Linked DNA regions of Homo sapiens: region 1 is linked to region 2. Evidence: chromatin loops called from intact Hi-C (ENCODE). Cell type or tissue: PC-3. All regions are shown on one strand. Links, peaks and the distances in the headings refer to the core of each region. The heading gives the core; the rest is flanking DNA. Region 1 overlaps TBX3-AS1 (TBX3 antisense RNA 1). Region 2 has its middle 130 kb from the start of TBX3.

The links. Hi-C counts contacts between places; a loop is a spot of excess contacts. Peaks named below come from ENCODE experiments on the same cell type or tissue, not always from the same donor. Only the 100,000 strongest peaks of a DNase experiment are listed, where the experiment ranks them.
Region 1: a loop joins it to region 2, with 5 times the contacts of the local background. A loop is called at or near these places in 5 of 110 quality-filtered maps.

Annotation. Positions count from the first base shown.
Region 1 is chr12:114,691,350-114,695,734 of GRCh38, forward strand. All of the region lies in intron 1 of TBX3-AS1 (TBX3 antisense RNA 1), which reads left to right. Among named protein-coding and RNA genes, the nearest start is that of TBX3, 9.4 kb to the left of the region's middle. RefSeq lists an enhancer at 1,495-1,789. In PC-3, for the core only: a CTCF peak has its summit at 1,833; a DNase peak (open chromatin) is centred at 1,532; H3K4me3 peaks cover 2,409 bases; H3K27ac peaks cover 1,604 bases.
Region 2 is chr12:114,810,744-114,815,128 of GRCh38, forward strand. No RefSeq gene overlaps it. Among named protein-coding and RNA genes, the nearest start is that of TBX3, 130 kb to the left of the region's middle. In PC-3, for the core only: no CTCF peak of the experiment used is centred there; a DNase peak (open chromatin) is centred at 2,708; H3K4me3 peaks cover 1,200 bases; H3K27ac peaks cover 1,328 bases.

The DNA.
Region 1 (4,385 bases), core at 310-4,309, 120 kb before region 2:
GCCCTCCAACCCCCTCCACCTTCTATGATCACTGACTTTGTACCATGGCCACACAGACCACTGGGCAGAAGAGTAGCTGCAGGGTGTCGGTCTTAATTTCATGACACTCTGCGTAGCCTCCTCCTCCTTCCACGTCAGCAAAAGAAACTAGAGGCCTCAACAATGTGACTGTATTTTGAGTTGGGATGTGTCCCTCCCAAATCAATCATCCCGGCTCCAAATAATACAAACAAATTCTACATATTTTAAAATGTCCCAAGTCTTGTATGATATCCAGGGACCGATTAGTGCCGACTGGAGAGACTATTCCCTCTCCCATTCCGAATAAAGGGTTAGGTGAAGGTTGTGGCCCGAGAGATCCCAGAAGCCCTTAAAAGTCTTTAGCTTGGGGTTTGAATAATGAGGGCTAGATAAGTTTGTTTTCTCTTCCTTTCAAAAATTTTTTTATTTTAGAGGAAGGGGAATGAGGAAGGCGCACGCGCGCGCTCACACACACACACACACACACACACACACGCAGAAAGAGAGAAAATGTTTGGAATTGTGAAAGTGCCTTTCCTAGTAGTTGCTTTTACTGGCGCCCGGGCCTCAATTCATTTCATCTCTGAACCAGATACTAAAAATCCTCCAGGCGAGTGGAGAGGACCGGCCTTCCTGGATCGGGAACCTGCCCTCTGTCTTCCCTCGCAGCGCCCTTTCCTCCTTTCGCTTGGGAAAGGAAGATTTCGAGCCCCAGGAAGGAGTTGGGAGTGAGCGACAGCCCAGAGCGTCCCATAAGGTCCTTTTGGCCATGTTTCTGCCCCGGGGGGCTTCACCTAGATCCCCCACCCCACCCCTTACCCCTGTTGCAAATACGTAAGCTGGACGCGCCTCGGTGCGGATCCAGGCCTCGCTGAGCACGGAACCGGAGAAGCAGCTCACGGCCTCGGATTCTACTCTCACCCAAGGGTGGAAGGGGGTGACAGGGCTCGGATCTTGCCCCAAACGCTGCACAGGCCCGCAGGAGAGCAAAGAGGTCTCGGACAGGCTGTCCTTCCCCAGCTCTCGGTCGCGACAAGGTCCCGACAGGCCCGGGAACCGGCGAACCGCCTGCAGGTAACCCTGCGCTGGGTACCTGCCTTCCCTCTCCAGCTACCGGGGCGGGGCGCGGCGCGGCGCGGCGCGGCGCGGCGGGCTGCCCGGGTGGGGGATGAAGAAAGCACGGCGGACCCAGGGCAGCGAAGCGCAGGTCTTTTTCCTTTTGAGAACTAAGATCAAGATTGCAGGGATTCAGTTAGAAGCCGCTCACCTACCTCCACCTCCCACCCTACCCTGTCCGATTTGTCTTTTGCTGCCGCATTGATTGCTACCTTCCCCCCTCCCTTCGCTTGCAAAGGACACATCGGGAGTGGACGGTAAAGACCTTGCGGGGAGCCGTGGGGGGCGGGGAGGAGTAACCAAAAATGAAAGAGAAATGTAGGACTCTCTGTCTCCCAAAGTGGTGGAAAAGCAATTGCAAGGAGATGGCTCTCGGGAGAATAACAGGCTCAGAGAGAACGCAGCCGAGCGGGGGAATCTTCGTGCGCGAAGCCGGGAGGGTTGCGGGGAGGGAGAGTTCTCCTCTCCCACCGCTGGGGTGTGTTTTTACATGTTTTCTTAGCAGCAAGTTTTATAAACAGGTCAACCCTACGCTGCCAGCCCAGGGAGTTGGAGCCTGTCTCCGGCTTCTAGTGCCGACACCCCTCTTTCCCATTCACCCCTTGCAAGCCAAACGCGCAGAGTTGGGAGGGAGGGGAAACTTCCTTCCACTTCTGATGTGGGGGGGACATTTGCTTTTGAAAGGCTTTCCTTGTCTTCAGACGGTAAAATACGAGTTCTCCACATGTCTGAGTCTGGTACCTCAAGCATGGATGGATGGGGAAGTGGGGGGCGCTGCTCTAATGACCTCTGCGCTGGATGGGGGTGGAGTGGGGGATTCTCTCTTTTCAGCCTGGCCCTGCTGGGGTGCCGAGGGGCATTATTAAACCCAGACGCTCAGGCCAGGAGTTGGGGCCATGCGGAAAAGATTTACAGTTAAGCCAATTGGGGCCGAATACAGCCATCCAAAGTTTGCAGGTGTAAATAGTGCCTCGAATTATTGTTTTCTTCCTTTCCAAGCAACTTCATTGCCCGACCCCCACCCCCCACCCTTTCCCCACTTCCTGGGACTCTAATTCTTTTGAGAACAGGGAGAGGAGGAAGGACGGTATGGCACAGTTGGGATTTTTCTATCAGAGAAGTTAAAATACGATGTTGCATTCACTTTTATGTGTGCGTATTAATGCAGTGAATACAACCAGGACAGGCTCCTTCATCGCATGTCTCCATCTAGAATTTGAGAATTGTTGGAGTCAGTGAAAGACCTTTTGACTTCGACGTATGATTTTTTTTTAAGGGAGTGGAGCAGACTTCTGTAAAACAGGGATATTGCAGTTGAATTATGAAGTTTCTGAGTTGGGGAGATTGGGTGAGGCAGGAGTAAAATGCAAAAGAAATCCCCTCTGGTAGGGATACAAGAAGATTGCTATAGATGGAATCTGAAGGGGAGGTGAGGCTGGCTTGCTAGGAAGAACAGAGTCACAGACCTTTCTAGTGCTTCAGTTTAGATCTTCCTAACGTTTAGAGAGCTTACTGAGTCGTGTATAGGTCCAACCTTAAGCCCATCTCCCACTGCGTTATTTAAATGTCAAAGAATATGCATGTGTATTTCTAAACTGTTCTTTGTGGGTACCAGTGTGTATATGGACATTACAAGTAGCCCAGAATATAACATTAAATCTCAGATTTTAGAAATGCATCACAATCACACCCCATGGGCAGACTCCTGTTTCATCAATATAGACGGAACTAAATTTGTTTTGCAGCTACACAGTTACTCCTTTTCTCTTGCAGCAATAAAATCTGTCTGTTACAAATTACCAGGGAATTGGAGAATATACTCCCCACCCCCCACACACACACCACAACTGTTGTTCGGTGTTTTTAGTCTCCCACTAACCCACTCAATAATAGATATAATATGTGTGTACACAGGCACTTTTCCAAAAAATTAGCGATAACATTCTGGGCACATGAAGAGGGCGTTTTTCTCTCTTTCCATTTAGGATTTGTTGCAGACTAAGTTGCTACTCAGGAGACCCATTACCAGGGGGATTGGCACCCATGGGGCCTCAGGGAAGAAGCTGAACAGCCTGTATTGCATGCAAAGACAGGAAGTTAAGGCGCCTGATTCCAGTCAGAATAAGGGCATAGGTGTAGAATTAGTAAGACAGGACTTAACATGTCCACGGAGCTGCAAGCGTCACCCAGCCCAGGATGAACCCCTCAGCTGCCACAGGAAAGTTTCCAGGCAGTGGTAGTAAAAACACTTTTTCTCTCTCTCTTTAAAAAACTTCCCAGTCCAGTGCACATGTTGCGCATAAATAAAAGTGGCTAATTGAACACTAGGTGAATCTGAATCAGTCTGAAGCAGAGAAGGAAGTACAGGACCCAGGCTGGAGATGGAGGTGCCCCAATTTGCAGGGGTAGAGAAGGAGTGGATTGCTTCCCACTTGGAAACCTCTGCTCTTCGCTTCTGGAGAGGCTCATCGGGAACCCCTGCAGAAGGTGCCCTTGCAGTCTCCACTGGATGGCCCTTAGGGAAGACTTGGCTGGTGGACAGTGTCCTCTGTGTGCCCCAGAGGGCCTGGCCAACTGGTTGGGTTGGGATGAGGCCTCGGTTTTGAGCCTCTGCGGTGGCAATTCCAGATATACCAGGAGGCCGAAACTGCTCCTGGAGGCTGGGGCAGGAGAGGGCCACCTGGAATCTGCCAAATGTGGGAGCTGGCGCAAGAGAAGTTAGGTGCAAGCCAGGAAGTGGGGGAAGAGGGTTCTCAGTGCAAACTAGCATCTCATTTCTAAAGCTCTGCCTGCACTGCATTAACTTCTGTTTACCGGGAAAGGTGTTGAGTGAGTGTGAGTGTGTGTGTATGTGTGTGTGTGTTTTGCGGGAGAGTGGTCTGGAAAGGACCACAGCCAGACAAGTGTGGAGATCTGCAAAGGGTACATGGTTTTAGGAACCTCAGGGCCCCACATCCCTTTTTGCAAAGGCCAATCTGGTGCCTGCCCAGCCCTGGTCCACTCGTTAGAAATTGGAGTGGCTGACCTTACCCCGGAACCAATCTGAATTGTATCTGGAATTGGAAACACAGGACTGTGTTCTAATCTAATCTAATCTCATGGGCATAGGACCTCTTAGAGGACTGCTCAGTCCATTGTATTACTGGCTTCAGTAGTCATTTGAAAGATTCTCTGTCAAGGCGATTAAGACCTCAGCTGAGAGTGGAGCTGTGGGCTACAATATTAGGAAGAATAAATTCATCCAACAC
Region 2 (4,385 bases), core at 297-4,296:
CACCTGAGGTCAGGAGTTCGAGACCAGCCTGACTAACATGATGAAACCCTGTCTCCACTAAAAATACAAAAAAAAAATTACCTGGTTATAATGGTGGGCGCCTGTAATCCAAGCTACTTGGGAGGCTGAGGCAGGACAATCGCTTGAACCCCAGAGGCAGAGGTTGAGGTTGCAGTGAGCTGAGATCACGCCATTGCACTCCAACCTGGGCAACAGAGCGACACACTGTCTCAAAAAAAAAAAAAAAAAAGAATGGCGATCATTAAAAAGTCAGGAAACAACAGGAGCTGGAGAGGATGTGGAGGAAATAGGAACACTTTTACACTGTTAGTGGGACTGTAAACTAGTTCAACCATTGTGGAAGACAGTATGGCGATTCCTCAAGGATCTAGAACTAGAAATATCATTTGACCCAGCCATCCCATTACTGGGTATATACCCAAAGGATTATGAATCATGCTGCTATAAAGACACATGCACACCTATGTTTATTGCGGCACTATTCACAATAGCAAAGACTTGGAACCAACCCAAGTGTCCATCAATGATAGACTGGATTAAGAAAATGTGGCACATATACACCATGGAATATTATGCAGCCATAAAAAATGATGAGTTCATGTCCTTTGTAGGGACATGGATGAAGCTGAAAACCATCATTCTGAGCAAACTATCACAAGGACAGAAAACCAAACACCACACGTTCTCACTCATAGGTGGGAATTGAACAATGAAAACACTTGGACACAGGGTGGAAAACATCACACACCGGGGCCTGTTGTGGGGTGGGGGAAGAGGGGAGGGATAGCATTAGGAGATATACCTGATGTAAATGACGAGTTAATGGGTGCAGCACACCAACATGGCACATGTATACATATGTAACAAACCTGCATGTTGTGCACAAGTACACTAGAACTTAAAGTATATATATAAAAAAAAAGAAATTAGCCTTGTCGGTCGGGCGCAGTGGCTCAAGCCTGTAATCCCAGCACTTTGAGAGGCCGAGGTAGGCAGATCACGAGGCCAGGAGATTGAGACCATCCTGGCTAACATGGTGAAACCCTGTCTCTACTAAAAATAAAAAAAAATTAGCTGGGTGTGGTCGCGGGCACCTGTAGTCCCAGCTACTCAGGAGGCTGAGGTAGGGGAATGGCGTGAACCTGGGAGGCGGAGCTTGCAGTGAGCTGAGATCACGCCACTGCACTCCAGCCTGGGAGACAGATCGAGACTCTGTCTCAAAAAAAAGAAAGAAAAAAAGAAATTAGTCTTGCCTGGGTGTAGCAGGAGGCTGAAAAAATTTAAAAAAATTAGCCAGATTGGTGGTATGCATCTGTAGTCCCAGCTACTTGGGAGGCTGAGATGGGAGGATCTCTTGAGTCTAGGCGTTTGAGGTTATAGTGAGCTGTGATCATGTCACTGCACTCTAGCCTGCTCAACAGAGTGAGAGCCTGTCTCAAAAAAGAAAAGGAAGGAAGGGACCGGGTGCAGTGGCTCACGCCTGTAATCCCAACATTTTGGGAGGCAGAGGTGGGAAGATCACGAGGTCAAGGGCTCAAGATCAGCCTGGCCAACATGGTGAAACCTCGTCTCTACTAAGAATACAAAAATTAGCTGAGCATAGTGGTGGGCACCTGTAATCCCAGCTACTTGGGAGGCTGAGGCAGGAGAATTGTTTGAACTCGGGAGGTGGGGGTTGAAGTGAGTTGAGATCACACCACTGCATTCCAGCCTGGGCTACAGAGCAAGACTCTGTGTCAGAAAAAGAAAAAAAAAGAAAAGAAAAGAAAAGGGAGGGAAGGAAGGAGGGAAAGAGGGAAAGAAAGAGAAAGAAAGAGAAAGAAAGAAAGAAAGAAAAAAGGAAGAGAACAAAAGAAAGAGAAAATTGGTTTCAATGCGTGTGCTGACTTGTGGCTATAACCTCAGATACTTGGGAGGCTGAGGTGGGAGGATGGCCTGAAGGCAAAAGTTGGAGGCTGCAGTGAGCTGGGACCACACCACTGCACTCCAATCTGGGCGACAGGGTAAAAGCGTATCTCAAAAAAAAAGAAGAAAAAAAAAAAAAAAAAGCAAGTTAGTCTCTGTGTGCCAGGACAGGACAGCTCAACCATTAAAAGTGTGGTGTTCCTGAGTATCTGAGACAGGCTACACAGAAGATCAACATTGGAAATCTCCAAGAGATCAACTTGAGTGCAACTCCCTCATTTCACAAAAAGAGGCTCAAAGAAGGATGGAATCTGCTCAAACACACACAGCTCGTTTGTTTGGATTCGCCTGGGCTCATGCTCTCAGAGCTCGTAAGAAAATTACTCAGGCCTTCAAACGCACCCGTCGAGGAAGGGAAGAAACTAGATCAGGCAGAAACTAGAAAGGATGTTTTTCGGACCCCCAAAGGCAGGCTGAGCCTATGACTCAGGAGGCATTTCGGGAACAGAGAGCTGGAAAAAAGAAGGGAGGGTCCCTGAAGGCCGGGGTGATGGAAGATAAGAAATTCGGATTTCAATCTCCCTACTTCCTCTGCTTCCTCAGACCCAGGCTGTATATAAACTGTATGCAAATGTGTTTACTTTACATTTTATTTCAATCGGAGTCACTCAGCTGTCGGGAGCTATGTCAACATGTCAGTCTGGTTGAGCAAACAAGCATTTTGAGTGGAAATATTTCAGATAAACAGACACAATGTTATGACATATCAAAACTCCCCAAACATGGAAAGAGGGTGGGGATGGTGGAGGAGAAGGGGGTGAAAAGCCGCAGAAAGGAGATCTATTTACCCTGGCACATGCGCTGTGTGGTCAGCTGAAAACAAAACAGGTTTTTTATTACTCGTGTGGTGTAGGGGGGAAGTTTCCCTTCTCTGTGGCGTTAATGCATCTTGTCAGCTGAAGAGAAGGCCTGCTTGGCGGGTTACCATGAACATTTCTCTTTGGTGTTCCTGCTGATTCTGCAGGAGGGAATCAGGCAAGAAAAGAAAAGAAAAACCCACCCGGATTAACTTAATTAGCGATGGGGAGGCCAGTTGCTTGGCGAAGTCCAACAACTTGTTTGAGGGTTGCCCTTGTTTTCGCTCCTTACTCGGGCTCTTTACAAACTGCCTTAAGGGGAGACACAAAGCAATGCCCTTGTTTGCGATCAGGGGTGGGGACGGGGGGTGTGCATGGCGGGGGGTGGGGTCGGGGCTGGGGGGGACCATGCGGACATTAGGCTACTCTCCTGCATGATGTATGTTTGTAAATTTCATCTTGGGAGTAGGTAATAAGGTTGCTTGGGTTCAATAACCAGAGGTATAAAAATGTATTTGGAGGAAAGTCTGTCTTCCTTCCTTCCTTCCTTTTTTTCTTTCCTTTCTTTCTCTCTTTCTTTCTTTCTTTTTCTTTCTTTCTTTCTTTTTTTCTTCCTTCCTTCCTTCCTTCCTTCCTTCCTTCCTTCCTTCCTTCCTTTTCTTTCTTTCTTCCTTTCCCTCCCTCCCTCCCTTCTTTCTTTTTTCTTTCTTTCCTTCCTTCCTTCCTTCTTTTTCTTTCTTTCTTTTTTTTTTCAGGTCATGCTCAGTTGCCCCCAGGCTGGAGTGCAGTGATGCAATTACAGCTCCCTGCAGCCTCGAACTCCCAGGCTCAAGCCATCCTCCCACCTCATCCTCCTGAGTAGCTGGGACTGTAGCTTACCACCACCCCCAGCTCATTTTAAAATTTTTGGAAGAGATGAGGTCTCGCTATGTTGCCCACAGGCTGGTCTCGAGCTCCTGGCCTCAAGTGATCCTCCTGCCTCGGCCTCCCAAAGCTTTAGGATTATAGGCATGAGCCACTGAGCCTGGTCTAAAGGAATGTTTTCTTCTCTTTCTTCATCTACTCATGTTTTCATCCCTCATCCCCAAACGTACATATACCCAGATTATATTTTGTTGGGTGACATTTCTTTTTAGTCCCCAAGCCATAGTCTGATGGGCTATGTCTAAAAGAAAATTCACCTTTTCTTTAAAATAATACACTGCTTATCCACACCTACAAGGTGCCGCCTTCTGTGGACATCCATTTTGATCATTCTCAAAGTTTGGAATTATTCACCTCCTGTTGGAGGCAGGAGCCTGAGGCCCAGAGGTGCAGGGGCACACCCATAGCCATACAGCTGGCCAGAGACAGAGCCAGAACTCAAACTCAGATCTGTCCAGCTCCAACGTCTACATTCTTCCAGCTCCACCAAATTCTTGGTTGAGCTTGCCGGGGAGAAACTGTGTAGCAAGGTAACTTTTGGAGGATTTGAGAGCCTCCAGCCAGCCCAGCTAGGCCAAACTTGTCCACTCCTGAAATGAAGTTGCCCAGAAAAAGAACTGCCTGCCTGTCCAAATGCTGGACTCAGCAGCTGCCTAGGGGATGCGCTCAAAAGATGTT